Regions from separate parts of the Homo sapiens genome. Here region 1 is linked to region 2. Evidence: chromatin loops called from intact Hi-C (ENCODE). Cell type or tissue: heart left ventricle. All regions are shown on one strand.

What was found. A loop is a pair of places that touch in the nucleus more often than their neighbours do. Peaks named below come from ENCODE experiments on the same cell type or tissue, not always from the same donor. Only the 100,000 strongest peaks of a DNase experiment are listed, where the experiment ranks them.
Region 1: a loop joins it to region 2, with 7 times the contacts of the local background. A loop is called at or near these places in 18 of 110 quality-filtered maps.

The regions. Positions count from the first base shown.
Region 1 is chr13:111,455,746-111,463,745 of GRCh38, forward strand. No RefSeq gene overlaps it. Among named protein-coding and RNA genes, the nearest start is that of LINC02337, 140 kb to the right of the region's middle. In heart left ventricle, a CTCF peak has its summit at 4,993 (motif pointing left); no DNase peak of the experiment used is centred here; H3K27me3 peaks cover 2,039 bases.
Region 2 is chr13:111,063,627-111,071,626 of GRCh38, forward strand. No RefSeq gene overlaps it. Among named protein-coding and RNA genes, the nearest start is that of LINC00368, 28 kb to the right of the region's middle. RefSeq lists enhancers at 423-953, 3,655-3,714. In heart left ventricle, CTCF peaks have their summits at 4,324 (motif pointing right), 4,526 and 7,662 (motif pointing right); DNase peaks (open chromatin) are centred at 3,162, 3,776 and 3,965; H3K4me3 peaks cover 1,450 bases; H3K27ac peaks cover 787 bases; H3K27me3 peaks cover 286 bases.

The DNA.
Region 1 (8,000 bases), 390 kb after region 2:
GAAAATGTAAACTAATCTACAGTGACAAAGTAGGGCAGGGGCCTATGGGAGGGAGAGAGGGAAGGATGATGAAGGAGCATGAGGAAGCTTGGGCTGATGGACGTGTTCGCTATCTTGATTGTGGTGATGGTTTCGTAGGCATATGTTTATGTCAAACCTCAAATCACACAATTTAAGTAAATGCCATTTATTGTATGCCAATTATATTTCAATAAAAATATATTCTTCCATTTCCCCCAAAAAACGCTAGAGAAATGCCTCAGGCAGAACCTTAGTGAGACAATGTATTTAATGCATCTAGAGCAGGGCCTGATGTATCAGGTGCACTCAATAAAGGGTACTTTTCTTTCACTTTCCTTCCCCACCCCATCAAAATATTTAGATTACTGTACATCCAGTACAGAAACTTGTAGTTTCTCCTGTACAGATTATGGTGGAGCAGAAAGGCACTCATGTTTTGATCCTCAAAGGTCATTCAATACTATTTGTTTGAGGCTGAAACTTTTCAATGCTTTCACAGTATTTGGAACAAGACATGATTACCAGAAGCACATGTAGTTCAGTGTTGAAATTTCATTTTTTTGAAATGCATCTGGGTTTTAAAAATGTAGTTGCATGATTGAGCTTTTGCATGGAGGCCATCTTCATCCAGGAAGCATTTATTGAGGGCCCTCCGAGGTGTTTCTGACGCGTAGCAAAGGCTGTTAAATGAGTTACAGAAACGACCCAGCACGGCCGACACCTCCTTGTTCGGCTGTTGGCAGTTCTGTTCTTTGCCGCCTCCTTCCTGGTGGGCTCTGGGTGAGCCACTGCCATATACACTCTTTTATGTTGGTGTCTTTCCCTTTATCGCTGTCACTGTGTGCCTGTCTCAGCAGTGTCGTGCCTAAGTGTGTTGCGACATCTCCACTTCCACCCATTTCTGTGGAGGCTTCCTTCATTTTTGGTGCCAAGAGGTACCACGTGCCTGAAGCTGAGTTGCACCAAGGGAGGCTCTGGAATGTCAGGCACCAGTCTTTGAACCTACATGCAAGAAACGGTGAAATAATTTGATTTCCTCTCAAGAGGGGAATACAGGATGCAAAATGGAGACCTTTGTGTATGGAAGCCTTTGATGAGACTTGTGCCTGGAGGCCTTCTTTCAATGGTGACCGCAATGTGGGCAAAGCCTCCCTTGCAGAACCTCCAGCGAGTGTGGAAGAAGCCGCCCAGGAAGCTTTTGCCATATGGTGAGGGGGACCCACAGGAGGGAGCCATGCTCCCTGAGAGCAGGCTTCATCCCGGACGCTGGCCTGGGGTGTCTGGCACGTGCTGCCATTCCCCCATTTCCACCAGCCTGGCGCTGGGATGCAGCAAATGACTGCATGCAACTTACAAATGCATCGTGGATTCCACCAAATGATAAACGAGAGGATATTGTCCCCTGAGCTCACAAATGAAAAGTCAACAATTTAAGCAACAGTTGATGTCCCGCTTGTCTACCCCCAGTGACCCTGGTTTCATGGGGCAGAAAGGGCTCTTGCCTCTGTCTCTGTGTAACTGCTGACTGTACCTTGAAGTGCACCCTTTATCAGAGATAGATGCTATCAGTCAAAGTCGGTATCAGGACAATTCTCCACTGATACATGGAGTTAAATCTACAGTTGTGTGAGTTCCCAGGAAGCTCTTAACTCCAGGGAAAGTGGAGAGATGGAGAGCTTATTCCATAACATTTTTGTTAGACTTCCTCTCATTCTTTTCTTTGCAGCATCTACACCACTTGCAGAGACCCTGAATTAGTGTTTTTGGGATTATGTATGTGTACTGAAGACAGCAATTTAACTCTGAGTGTACCCTCCTAATATTCATGGAAACTGATTCTAATTACACTCTTGTCTCTTGGGTTAACGACTTCTAAATAGTGCCTTCACTCACCGCCCTTTCCCGATTGTCTGGCATTGTAAAGCCTCCATGCAGCGTGTGCGGGGAGGTAGGGTGCTATGCTGTTCTTTCTCAGGGAACTCCCTGGCTGCTGTAGTGACCGCCATTCCTTATCTAAATACTCACAGTGGGAGCTTTTGAATTTTCCTCCGTTGCATGTTTTTGGCACTTCTCAAGACAAGGTCCATGGGGCATTGGTGACCTTCAGGGGTCCTTTGGTGCTCATGGCTCAGAATGCAGGGGAGCAGCACCAGGGCTGGCTATCTCCTGATGGAGGCGGGGCGCTGGGGGTCGGAGGCACGGGCCCACAGCACGGGCAGCCCTAGCTCCGCTGCTCCCCAAGCTCTGCTGCTCCCCAGCTGTGTGGCCTGGGGTGCAGTAACCGGGTCTTTCTCTTTTCTCTATTTCTGAGTCTTTGACTTTGCTGAGCCTGGAAGGACGGCCCATTGCAGGGTCGGCCAATTCCTTGATAGTGATCACCTCACCTATGCACGTGCCTATCGCATGCAAACCCACAGTCTGGAGCCCACGCCCCACCATCTCCTCCTCTGGGCACTCACATGGCTCACACTGCAGTGGCCACTGTCCCCCTGCCACGGTCACTCCAGGACAGGTACCAGACACTTAGGGGCAGCCCCAATTCCCCAGAGCCCACTGAAATCACTCAGTAACTAGGACTGAAAGCAGCCAGTCCTGAGCTTGTCCCACCCCACCCAACCTTCCCACGAGGAAGGCTCCTGCCCCACGTTCCAGGCCTGGCCCCAGTGCCTGCCTTTGCCCAGGCTGCTCTGAGGGGCCGGTGGTGCTGGTCACCTGGGACACTTTCAGGACTACAGGTTGCCGGCATCTCTTTCTAAGCGTTCCTGTTTAGTGTAGGGCCTGGGGTCTGTGTAAGACACAGTCAGCGGGGATTTTCTGGCTCCTGCATTTGACTCTGGTACCTGGGATCCAGGATCCTAATGGCCTTTAAACGTGGAGGGTCTTTTTTGGTGCCTGTCTTCTTAGCACCCAGCATTGAGAACCTATGAAATCTCAGAACCTCAGGGTTGGGGGCGGTTAGGCACCCTTTAGTCTCCCTCGCTAGTTCTTGACTCCCCATTGGCACAGGCAGAGCTGCCTCTAGGCGACTTGCAGTACCTGGTGCGTAGGGAAACCCGGCTGTACCAGGTGCACAGAGAACGGGAAGCCGGCTCCACGGAGGCCGTGTGTCTGCCTTGCTGGGGTCTGCACAGCGAAGACCCTCCCTGCGTTGACTGGGCCACAGGGGGATGTCTGGATGGAAAGTCTGCACAGGATGTGGGCGCTCCTCCCAGGAGGGGCAAGGCACCTGTTGGCCCCATCGGTTCATGGGTGACACTGCGCTGGGCCAGCCTCCTTGTTCCGCTGTTGGCAGCTGTCCTTTGCCGCCTCCTTCCTGGGAGTGTGGGTGTGTTTTGCTTCTGTGGATAAAGCTGTAATGAACAGACTCGATTTAGGCTGTGGCCCCTTTCTCAGTTTCCCCTGTGAAGACCCAGAATGGCCAGTGAATCCCATGAGGGTCCCGAATGGGAGGAGTGGGATTTCGGGGATCCAGTAGGAACTAGGAAGGACACAGGTGGAAATGCCAGGGCCGCAGCCAGCCTGAGGCTGCAGATGCAGGGAACTTTTGGAGGCATGACCACCTGGGATTCATGTTATTTACCTGATACTGAAAGTTATCAACCAACTGTAAAAGTTATTTATATTTTATAGTCCAGATTTACACATCCTGTGCACATATGTGGTGCAAAAAAACAAGATTTTCAAATTTCACGGGTAAGAAAGCTTAGGTTCATATAAGAAGTGATTGACAAAAACGTTATAGGGAACAAGAGAAAGGGAAGAGCATGTTTTCTGTTTTGAACTTGTGTTCCTTGTGAAATAACTCATGAAAGCTTTAGAGGGAAAGGAGGAGTGGAGGAGGGGTGTGTGTGAGAGAGAGAGGGGAGGAGGAGGGAGAAAGAGAAAGAGAAGGGGAGAGAGAGAAGGAGAGGGGGAGGGGGAAGAGGGAGAGAGAGCGGGAGAGGGGAAGAGAGAAGGGGAGAGAGAGAAAGGAAAAGAGCGGCAGGGAGTGGGGGAGAGGGGAAGAGAAGAAGGGAGAGGAGAAGGAGACGAAGAGAGAGAAGGGAGGGGGAAGGAGAAGAGAGGAAGAGCAGGAGAGAGCGGGGAGAGGGGAAGAGAGAAGGAGGGAGAGAGAAGGAAAGGGGGAAGGAGAGAGACAGGAAGAAGGAGAGGAGGAGAGGGAGAAGGAGAGGAAAAGAGGGAGAGAGAGAAGAGGGGAAGAGGGAAAGAAGAGGGGAAGAAGGAGAGGAGTGGAGAGGAGGAGACAGAGAAAGAAGGAAAAGGGGAGGGAGAGAGACAGGGAGAGGGGGGAGGAAGAGGGAAAGAGGAGGAGGGAGAGAGGGGGAGAAGGGGAAAGAGGGAGAAGGAGAGGAAGAGCAGGAGAGAGGAGGAGAGAGGGAGAAGAGAGAGTGGGGAAGAAGGAAGAAAGCGGGAAGACAGAGTGAAGAGAGAAGGGGAAAGGGGCAAGGAGGAGGGATATGAGAGACATGATAAAGCTGACTTATGAGATGGGGTTCCGTATTAGGGAGGAGACCTGGTTGCTGGCCACACTGGACTGGTGTTGCTGTAAGGCCTTGTCTCGGGGCCTGGTTGCCTCCTGAGGTCCGTGCTGCTCAGGGTGGAGTGGGTCCCGGCGAGGGATCTGGGGGCTCCTGCCTGCAGCAGATTTGCTTTTCTTCGCTGCAAGTGAAGGTGGTTTGCAGTTGTGCCTTTCCCTCTGCTTGGCAGATAATGCAGGATTGTGAACCGCAGCTCAGGGCCAGGCAGGGTGAGGCCCCTCTGGTCAGCATGCCCCAGCTCAGGCTCAAGCTTCGGCCTCTCCTGTGAGGACCGGTGCAGGGATGGTTTCAGCCACAAGGCAAGGCACTGCTCAGGATATTTTTCCTAAAGAAACTGCTGGAAGCAGTTGCTGGCCTTGGGACAGGTGCTGGCTCAATGGATTAGGAACTTGTGAGGTCGTCGCCATCTAGTGAGGAGATGCTGGAACGTCCCTGTGGGCTGCTGTGGCCGACTCACCGAGCCACGAAGCCGGTGCTGCGTTTGTCTCACGCCCTTCACCACGGCAGAGATGAAGAGCTAGGATGAGTTATTGTCATCCTTCTAAGAATGTGTGCTTTCAGGCTCACCAGGCAGGTCTCTCCAGGTAGCTCCTCGCTTTTTTAAAAAGGAACACACAAACACCTTTGAGGAAGGCAATGCCAAGAAGGCACTGGCAATTGATGGGGCACGTGGTCGTGGAATCAGTTCTGAAGAACACAGTGCTGAGTGGCATTGTGGAGCCTGGCACGGGCCTGGCGAGCACTGCCTAGGTGGGTGAGCACTGTGCCTGGGGAGGCAAGCACTGTGCCTGGGCAAGTACTGTGCCTGGGTGAGCACTGTGCCTGGGCAGGCAAGCACTGTGCCTGGGCGGGTGAACACTGTACCTACATGGGTGAGCACTGTGCCTAGGTGAGTACTGTGCCTGGGTGAGCGCTGTGCCTGGGTGAGTGCTGTGCCTTGGTGAGCGCTGTGCCTGGGTGAGTACTGTGCCTGGGCGGGCAAGCACTATGTCTGGGTGAGTACTGTGCCTGGGTGAGTGCTGTGCCTGAGTGAGCACTGTGCCTGGGTGTGTATTGTGCCTGGGTGAGCTCTGTGCCTGGGTGAGCACTGTGCCTGGGCGGGCAAGCACTATGTCTGGGTGAGTACTGTGCCTGAGTGAGCACTGTGCCTGGGTGTGTGTTGTGCCTGAGTGAGCGCTGTGCCTGGGTGAGCACTGTGCCTGGGCGGGCAAGCACTATGTCTGGGTGAGTACTGTGCCTGGGCAAGCACTGTGCCTGGGCGAGGACTATGTGTGGGCGAGCACTGTGTCTGTGGGGTTGAGCACTGTGCCTGGGTAAGCCTGGGTGGGTGAGCGCTGTTCCTGGGTGCTCAGAACCTGGACTTGGTCCTCCTGCACACTCGCCTGGGACTGGTAAACTGTGGACCTTGAGCAATAGTGGAGGAGAGGAAGCGTCAAGCATGCATCACATCATTGTCAGAGAAGGTAGTGACACCCAGAGGAGAAAAGCCAGGGGAAAATGTCACATCAAAGAAAGACACAGGCTGTTTCCTCTGGGCCAAGCGTGGGCTCTTTAGAGGAAACCCTGCCCTGGAAAGGGCTTCCTCTCAGATAAAGGAGCTCCCCAAGGCTGCAGGTGTGTCCTGAGTGGTGAAGCAGGTGCATTCCCAAGGAGCTGCAGAACAGAGGTTCTGCGCCGGTGCCCCAGTGAGTCAGGGCACAGAGGCTGGGGACTCGCTCCCCACCAGGCCCTGCACAACAGCCGGTAGGGGAGGGTGGGGGGAGGAGGGGGAGGGCAGGCCGGCCCCACCTCTTCCGGTCAGTGCTGGAGGACTGCCGCCCAGTAAGAAGGGGTTAGCACAAGGGGACTGTGACCCTACACCTGGTGAAGGTGGTCAATTGTATATGTGGCTTTCACCAGCGTTTTTAAAAGGCCCACATTGGACTGGGATGGAATGGGGAGGCCCGCTTGCCTTGCACACTAAAATTGCCTCTGATATCAATTGCAGTTCACAAACCTGGGCTCAGTTTTCCCACCTAGAAAGTGGGTATCAAAGTTCTGTCCCAAGCACCTCGGAGCCAGTGGCATGGGCTGGACACTGATGGGAGGGGCGCACTCTCTGTTTGGAGCAGGATACAGACTCCAGGTGTGGACGGAGGACAGGCTGCTTTCTGCCTCTTGTCTGAGGGGTTCGCTCCGGGGTTTGTTCCTTGCCTTTCCACACCCCCGTCTTCTCTGCCAGCCTAGAGATGTCAGTCAGGTCAGCACAATGCGGCATCTTCGAGAATTTGGAGTCTGTGAAATCTAGTTTAGAAAAGTTCTGGTTGAGCCTGTGTTGTGTCTACACTTTGAATCAAACTCCAGGTAGAAGGACAGCAGCACAACTCAAACTGAGAGAAGCCGCAGCGTTCTGGGAGAAACGCAGCCATCGTCGGAACAAATGGCTTCACCAGAGCATTGCAGGGCATCTTTGAGCATTGCTGTGTGCTCCTGGGAGCTACTGAGGCTGAGGCCAAATAAATAGCTATTTATTTATAAGGGGCTTCCTCACCTGGCGGGAGGACCCCTTCCAGGATGGGGTCCCTTCAAAAGAGTGCCTGCTTGGCCAGAGGAAGCAGCCTGCATCTTTCTTTCATGTGACATTTTCTCCTGACTTTCCTAGACTGATGCCACCTTTGGGAACTGTCTGGATTCAGTCCTTTATGAGCCCATTACAGCCTTGAAGCCCTGAAAGAGCTAAGGCCACTTATGCTACATGGCCCAGGCTCTGCAATACAGTCTATTTACTTGCTGTCATTTTGAAGAATGTGGAATAAAATGATTAAATTCTGCTTTCTTCTGTGTTTTCCGAATGTGCAAGCTAAGCTAATTATTATAGTCCAGGCGTAGTGGCTCATGCCTGTTATCCCAGCATTTTGGGAGGCCAAGGCGGGTGAATAGGTTAGGAGTTCAAGACCAGCCGGGCCAACAAGCTGAAACCCCGTCTCTACTAAAATACAAAAAGAATTAGCCAGGCATGGTGGCGGGTACCTGTAATCCCAGCTACTTGGGAGGCTGAGGCAGGAGAATCACTTGAACCCAGGCGGTGGAGGTTGCAGTGAGCCAAGATCGTGCCACTGCACTCCAGCTTGGGCAACAGAGCGAGACTCCATCTCAATTTAAGAAAAAAAAGCAAACAAACAAACAAAGAAAACTAATTGTTACAGAGTCTCGAATTTTTCCTTCTTCATTGCTTCCCAGTGTATCAGTAAGGTGATGCTTTTAGCCTTTTGTTTACCAAAACTGAATTGACGTGGATAGAAATTTAAATGAGTGAGGCTGAACCCTTGTAGTTAAGGATGGCTGGATGGACACGGCTGTATGTCATTTTCTTCCACACTGGCTGCACTTTGCACCCATGTCCTCCCAGTGGAAGAGCCTTGAGAAGTTTTTGCATGTGGAGTCTCTTTCGTAGCCGGCAGC
Region 2 (8,000 bases):
TCAGGAAGAATACGAGCCTTGTCCTTGCAGATTTTCTCAATTATTCGTCATCTATAATGCATATGTGTAGGGAAACTGGCAGGATGTAGAAATGAATAAAAAGAGGAAACATCTTTTTTCCTTGCTTTATATGACCAGCAATCAGTGCCACTGATGTAGCAAGTGCCATGTAAACATCAGTTATTTTATTCATGTCAATGATCCTGTGTGCTAGAAATTACCTCATTTTATTTATGGGGTGACAGAGGCTCAGAGAGATTAAATAACATGCTGGAGTCTTACATCTTGCAGGCAGCAGAGCCAGGATTTAAACTCACCCAGAGCCTGTGCTTTTCCCTGTGTGCCACGAAGCCCACACACAGCAGTCCACTCTCCTCCAGGTCCCTCACTGCATCTTCCATTCTTCTGGGCAAGGCCTGAGAGCAGAGGCCCTGAAGCCCAGGGCCCAGGCCCCTCAGGGAAGCTTCTGGTGTAAAGCAAAAATAAAATGCTAAGCCCCCTAACCATCTGAATGAACCCCTCTTCTTGGAATGCCAAGGGCATTCCAAAGTTAATCTGAAAAACGAGTTCAGGCTATGATGGGAAGCAGGGGTTGGACATGCCTCAATATACCTTCCGCCCTTTTGGAATTCAGGCACAGCTGACCAGCATTAACATCAACACAGACTTTAAGTCTGATAAGAAGCATTTACAATCTATTCTCTGTGAAGCCTGCTACCTGGAGGCTTCATCTGCATGACAAAACCTGGCTCTCCACAATCCCTTATTATAACCCAGACACTCCCTTCTATTGATTCCAGGTCTTTAGATAAAAACTCTTTCAACCAATTGCCAATCAGAAATTCTTTGAGTCTACCTGTGACCTGGAAGCCCCTGCTTCAAGTTGTCCCACCTTTCCTGACCCAACGAATGTACACCTTACCTGTATTGATTGATGTCTTAAGTCCCCCTAAAATGTATAAAACCAAGGTGTAGCCTGACTACCTTGGGCACATGTTCTCCTGACCTCCTGAGGTTGTGTCACAAGTCATTGGTCCCTCATATTTGGTCAGAATAAACCTCTTCAAATGTTTTACAGAGCTTGACGCTTTTCGTCCACACTATGCAAAGAGAACAAGACAGGGATGGGAGATTTTGGTTCCACTTGGTGGCCAAGGCTCCTGGTTTCTAACCACATGCAGGACCAAGCTGGCACGGCCTGTCACAGCACCCACATCCCTACTGCCTTCTGGAAGCTGCTCCTTTTCCTTCAGGGCTAAGCAGGGACCCAGACCCCTTCCTTCACTGTCCTGGAGGCTCCAGCACCTGGTCACATTTCTGCTCTCAGCCTTGAAATGTGGAGGGCTCATCTCATCTTCTCAGAAAGTAAAACATGTGGCAGCCTCAGTGAGCCCATACAGTTTTCTTCAGGGCAGCCCACATGGCACCTGGCATGGTCTCCTCTCCCTCAAAGCAGGAAAGAGACCTTCTCATGGGTAAGAGAAGGCCCATGGTGGAAACACAAAGGCAGCCATCTGGCTGAGAAGGAAAAAACACTGATTCTTCCAGATGAGTCTGCAGTGGCGGAAAACAAAGCTGGGGTGGCTTCCCCACTGCAGTGCTTAGTTCTCGGGGGGATCTGCTGCTCATTGATTTCTAACATTGCCTTCCAGTTACATCATGGAAAACAGGAAGAAAGAGGAAAAAATAGGAAAGGAAGAACAAAATGCACTGAAGCAAGAGCAGGAAGAAAGGGTAGAATGAAGCATTTAAACAGAGAGGAAGAGAAAAATAGCAATCACAGAAAGAACCAGGGAGTTTATAAAACAGGCTGCATGAAAATCATTTATCAAAACACTGTCCAGGAATTTTTGTTAAAAATAAACATAAAACAATTAGCTAGTCACAAAAAGACAAGTACTGTGGAACTCCACTCATTGTTAGTCAGTGGCGAGGCAGACATGAGCAGGGCAGGAGAGGGCCCACCCCACCAGGAACCTCTGGAGACCATCAGGTGATACTCAGGCAGTGGTTAAACTGGTTCTCTAAAATAGTAATTGGTTGCAGCTGTGCCAGGGAAAGGCGGGCTCCCAATAGCTGGAAAACACCTGAAACTGATCAGCAGCTTTCTATAAGATCTCAGGAGTGGGGCGAGGTGGCTTAGGCCTGTGCACTAAGAGGTAAAATGTAGTTTAACTGGTGTGTGACCTTCCTCCAGGAACACGAGACAGGTAAGGGCAAAATACTTCAGGTGAGCATGTGCACAACTTCAGTAATACAGCGCGCACGCGGCCCCGCCCAAGCGCTGGCCGGTCACTGCGCATGCGGACAGCCCACCCCAAGGAAAGGTCAAGGAAGGGGAAATGGAAACCCTGAACCATGCCCATGTATAAAACCCAAAGTGGGGGGTTGTACCCTGCACTTGGATCTCTCAAGTCGCCTACTTCACCCTCTCCCAAGTGTACTTTACTTCCCTTAATTCCTGCTCTAAAGCTTTTTAATAAACTCTCAGTCCTGCTCTAAAACTCGCCTTGGCCTCTCACTCTGCACTATGCACCTCGGCCGAATTCTTTCCTCTGAGGAGGCAAGAATCGAGTTGCTGCAGACCCTACGGATTCCCTGCTGCTAACAGTATTAGTCCCTGGACTAATCAAATTCAGACACACAAAGTGGAATGGTGGATGCCAGGGGCTGGGGAGGGCAATGGGGAGTGAGTGCTTATTTAAGGGGGACAGAGTTCGGTCTTGCAAGATGAAGATGTTCTATTGATTGTGAAAAATGTGAATGCACCTAAATGCCTAAAAATGGTTAAAATGGTAATCGTTATGTGTATTTTGCCACAATTTAAAAACATAAAAAATAAGAATGTCTGAGTAAATAAACGTATAACGCGTTCTTTAAGTCCACTGACAGCGGCGTGGCCTTGGCCTCTGTGCTCATCTTTCCAGGACAGAGCCCCGTTTGGTGTTTCTGGTTCTGTGCTGCGTAGAGAACTTGGCACCCTGGTCCTATGCACAGAAGAGGAGCTTTCCGAAGGCTCCGGGAGAGAACGCTGGGGAGTCAAGGCCAGTCCGAGCACAGCAGCTGGGGCCAGATTGGAGACAGGGACTTTTTTATTCGAGAGAAAGCGAACGTAGTATCTAAGCGGAAGAGCCCTTGCAGGCGCGGGAAGGGAGGCCGCGCTTCCCCGGGCCTGCGGGGTCAGAGGAGGAGCTTCTGCGGGAGCTTAAAGGGGCCCCACAGCCCCCTGCACCCCTTCCACGAGCTCTGGGGAAGGCGTTCCTCGTGGGAGACCTGTCTCCCACGTTGTTGCCGGTTAAGAAGTCAGAGCTAGGGGACAGGCCGGGTGCGGTGGCTCACGCCTGTAATCCCAGCACTTTGGGAGGCCGAGGCGGGCGGATCACGAGGTCAGGAGATCAAGACTATCTTGGCTAACACTGTGAAATCCCGTCTCTACTAAAAATACAAAAAATTAGCCGGGCGTGGTGGCACGCGCCTGTAGTCCCAGCTACTCCGGAGGCTGAAGCAGGAGAATTGCGTGAACCCGGGAGGCAGAGCTTGCAGTGAGCAGAGATCGCGTCACTGCACTCCAGCCTGGCGACAGAGCGAGTCTCCGTCTCAAAAAAAAAAAAAAAAAAAAAAAAAAAAAAAAAAAAAAGGAGAGAGGAAAAAAGCAAACTGTGCCTTTAAACCAGGGCGACCTTCATTCCCACAAGAAGGACTCCGCCTTGGTCCCCTTGGGTGAAAGCTGCCGCTGCTGAGCGCCTCTGCGGCCCGGTGAGATCGGGGTTCACAGGCTGACCCAGCGTTAGGAGGTGCCGGGCTGATCACGACCGCCAGAGCTGCTGAGGTCGGAGCCCCGACCCTGGGAACGCAGCACGGAGCCTGGCCGCGGGCCGTGAACAAAGCGGTGTGCAGGGGACCCAGGTTCACAGCGCAGGTGCGCGGCTCCCCGGCGGCTCTGCCGTCCTAGCTCACGCGGTCCCGGGGCAGCTGCTTTGCGCCGAGCCCCAGAGACGTGGCGGCGGGTCCCGACTGCGCTGCCGCCCGTGAGAGGCACCGGACCTGCCCTCCAGGGCGGGGAAAGGGAGGACTCTGATCCCATGAGAACCCAGACAGTTCCATGTCCAAGGAGGCACCCGGAATGTTCTGAAACAAACCTGCGATTATGACAGCTCCGTATCATGTACTAGACGAAATTCTTACAGCTCCAACCTCTTTTTTTACATTTTCTATTAAATTTTAATACCGGTTTCTCGCGCCTATGAGCAAAAAGACAAGTGTTAAAGCTAGCAATCGTTTGTGCAATTTCATCGATTGGTTCCACCGCTGCACTTGCTGCTGGTGACCAATAGGGGGTGTTAATTGTTAATTATAATCAATATTCTGCCCACTGACAACAGCAAATCCTAAAAGCTCAAGTTTCAACTCAATTCTTAAAACGAAGATTTAACTAGCTCCTTGAATCTTATAGGACTTTTATCACTCTCAGTGCTTCCAGTTACAGGTTCTAGTCTCAAAACTAGTTGACCTAAATGTCTTCAAATAAACTTTAAAGGATATGGATGGAGTTTTAAGCCAACTTTTAACTGAAAGTATAGCATATATATAGAAAAGCTCACAAATCATAAATGTTCAGCTGGATATACATTTTTTACAAAGGCTCACACATCCATGGGGCCAGGCCTCGGGTCAGACATAGAATCTCACCAGGGGACTCCCTCACACACTTCCCAGCCCTTATCCCACCTCAGAGAATAGCCATCTTCCGACTTGTTCCAGTGTAGATGACCCTTGCCTGTTCTAAGCTTTATATAAATGAGTTATATAATGTATCTGGATTCTTTTGCTCAGTGTTTGCTCGTGAGACTGTCCCTATTCTGAGTGCAGCCATATTATGGGGGTGTAATGTGTGCGTACTGCCCTGCAATGCAGTACTCCCCTTTATGCACACACCACGAGGGGCATCTCCAAACAGCCGCTCCCAAGCATCGGGGCTGCTTTGGGCTTGGGGCAGTGATGAACGATGCTGTTATAAACCTTCTTGTGCATGTCTTTAGGCACACATATACGCATTTCTGATTGGCATATATTTAGGAGTAGAATTGCTGGGCCATAGAGTGTGCACATACTAAACTCAGAAGATGCTGCCAAACAGGTTTCCAAAACGGTTGTACGAATTTACACTCCCACGGGCTGCATATGAGAGCTCCGTTGCTCACATTTGCTATCATAAATGTATTTTTATTGCATGGAATTATTATAGTACTTGATGTATAGCTTTTCCAGGGTTTTCCAAAGAGTATAATCTTAGCCAGATACTAGCAAAAGAGTAATTAAGATGTAAGAACTATGTAAATTGTAAGCACTCAGAATATGTATTTACCACGCAGGATTCTCACAGATATCTTAAGATGCTGTTCAAATTAGGGAGGTCTATTCTTGATGCATGGAAGGTGTTGTGGATGAAATTCTTTTGCTTTATTTCTGCACAGAGTAATCTCATAGTAAGTTTAAATTACTGCAGGGATTTATCCCCAAGTCCTAACTGAGTGTCAATGTTGGGATGACAAAGACGGTCTAACCTTACACATCTGAACCAAGTCCTCATTTTCTCAGAGCCCAACAGGAGGCTGAACCCAGCGTCCCTGTCATGTCTCACCCTCTCAGAGGTGGCCTATGTAGTACCCACTCCAACATTGTTTCAGTTCTGCCCTCAAATGAAGCCAGAAGGTGATGGAGCTGTGGGAGGGGAGAGTGTAAGGTTGACAGTGTCTAAGCAAGCAGGACTTGACACAGATGACGAGGCTGTCTTTTCTATTCAGGTTCAGCTCATGAGCACTGGAGAGTTATAGAAACTTCTAGAATCAGCAGAATAGTTAAATTCACTCTCCTTTAATGCAAATGAAGAATGTCTTTCCTGGACTTCAGGAGTCACACTTCTCTTATGCCAGCTTCCTCTGAGAATTCCAGATATTCTCTGAGTAGAGGTGAATCTTCTGCCGGGTCTTCTGAAAGAGACCCCACCTCTCATCATGGGCTGCTCCTGACCTCTGCCCCCTGTGATAAATGAGCCAATTAACACTAAACTGGAGATTCCTCAGGGGTTTTAGGCTGGTTTTCCCAAGCCAAGTGTTACTCCTCAAATGTTCTCCATTCATCTTGTAGAAAGGGCCATGTTTGCAGGATTCCCAGCTCGCACGCAGTGGGTGATTGGTGGCTGTGGACAGAGCTTCAGGCCTGCAAAGATCTGATCGAGCAGAGCCAGGTTCTAGCAGGTGCTACCTAAATGAGTTGATTAGAGCACGCTTTCTGGAACCAAAATAAAAAATGAATTGTTCCTATTGTTTTAAAGTTAGTTGTAATGAAGAATTCATTTAATTTTGTTGTGGTAAAATATCCATAATCTGAAATTTACCGCTTAACCATTCTTAGGTGCACAGTTCAGTGGCATTAAGTGCATTTACATTGTTTCTTGTGCAACCATCACTATACTGTCTTCCTTCTCCAGAACTTTTTCTTCTTCCCAGACTAAAACCCTGTCCTCATTCAACACTGACTCCCCCTCCCCCATCTCCCCAACTCCTGGCAGCCCCCATTCTACTTTCTGTCTCTGTGACTTTGAGTCCTCTATGGACCTCATCTGTCTGGAGTCATACAGTATTTGTCCTTTTGTGGCTGGTGTATTTCACTTAGCGTAACATCCTCAAGTTTCATCTGTGCTATGGCACATGTCAGAGCATCTTTGCTTGTTGAGGATGGATAACACCCCATTGTTATCCATGGGGTGGATGACATGAAGGGCCCACATTTTGTTTATTCATTCCTCTGTTGGTGGACATGGGTGGCTTCCACCTCTTGGCTATTTTGAATAATGCTCCTAGGAACATGGGTGTACTGATCTTTTTGAGTCTGCTTTCAGTTTTCTTGGGCATTTAGCCAACAGCAGAATTGCTGAATCCTATGATAATTCTAGGTTTAATTTTTTCAGGAGCTGCTATACTATCTTCCACAGTGGTGAAAAATTCTCCTTGTGTCACTGGGACCTTTCCTTTGCCATGGCTTGTGTACATTCTCAAGTAGCTTTCAGAGTTATTTCAAAAGAAGTCGGGACCAGCGATGCCAGCATGGCTGAGCTTTTCACAAGTTTTACACCTAGAAATGGGTGGTACAGCAAGGTCCAAGGCAAAAAGATGGCTCCTCTGACCTCTAGGACACCCCACACCCCACTCTTTGATCCAGAGGTGTTGGAGCCTGTGAGGAAGGATGAGGTGGCAAGGTGAGAATTGAAAAGCGTGATAGCAGAGATGGGGAGTTCTGCAGAGGTGAACAAAGAATTCAGGAGATTCTGCAGAGGCAAAGAAAGAATCAGCAAACATGAAGATAGGGCCATAGGAGTGACCAAAAGCAAGGCACAAACAGGAACAGGGATTTTTAAAACAAGCACACAAAAAACCCAGAGCATGTAAGAGCTTTGGGAAATTATCGGACATGCTAACAGATGTGTAACTGGAATCCCAGAAGAAAAGAAAATCAGCAGAAGAAATATTTGAAGATATTGGGGGAACCTGCTCCCCATATTTCAACATAGGTTCTTTTTATTTCCCATAAGTGTCAGCCGGCTGAGAAATAAAGAGAAAGAGTACAAAGAGAGGAATTTTACAGCTGGGCCGCCAGGGGGTGACATCACATGTTGGTAGGACCGTGATGCCTGCCTGAGTCTCAGACCAGCAAGTTTTTATTTAGGGTTTCAAAAGGGGAGGAGGTGTAAAACAGAGAGTAGGTACAAAGATCACATGCTTCAAAGGGCAAAAAGCAGAACAAAGATCACATGCTTCTGAGGGAACAGGACAAAAGGCAAAACAGAACTACTGATAAGGATCTATGTTCAGCTGTGCACGTATTGTCTTGATAAACATCTTAAACAACAGAAAACAGGGTTCAAGAGCAGAGAACCAGTCTGACCACAAATTTACCAGGGTGGAGTTTTTCCCCACCCTAATAAGCCTGAGGGTACTGCA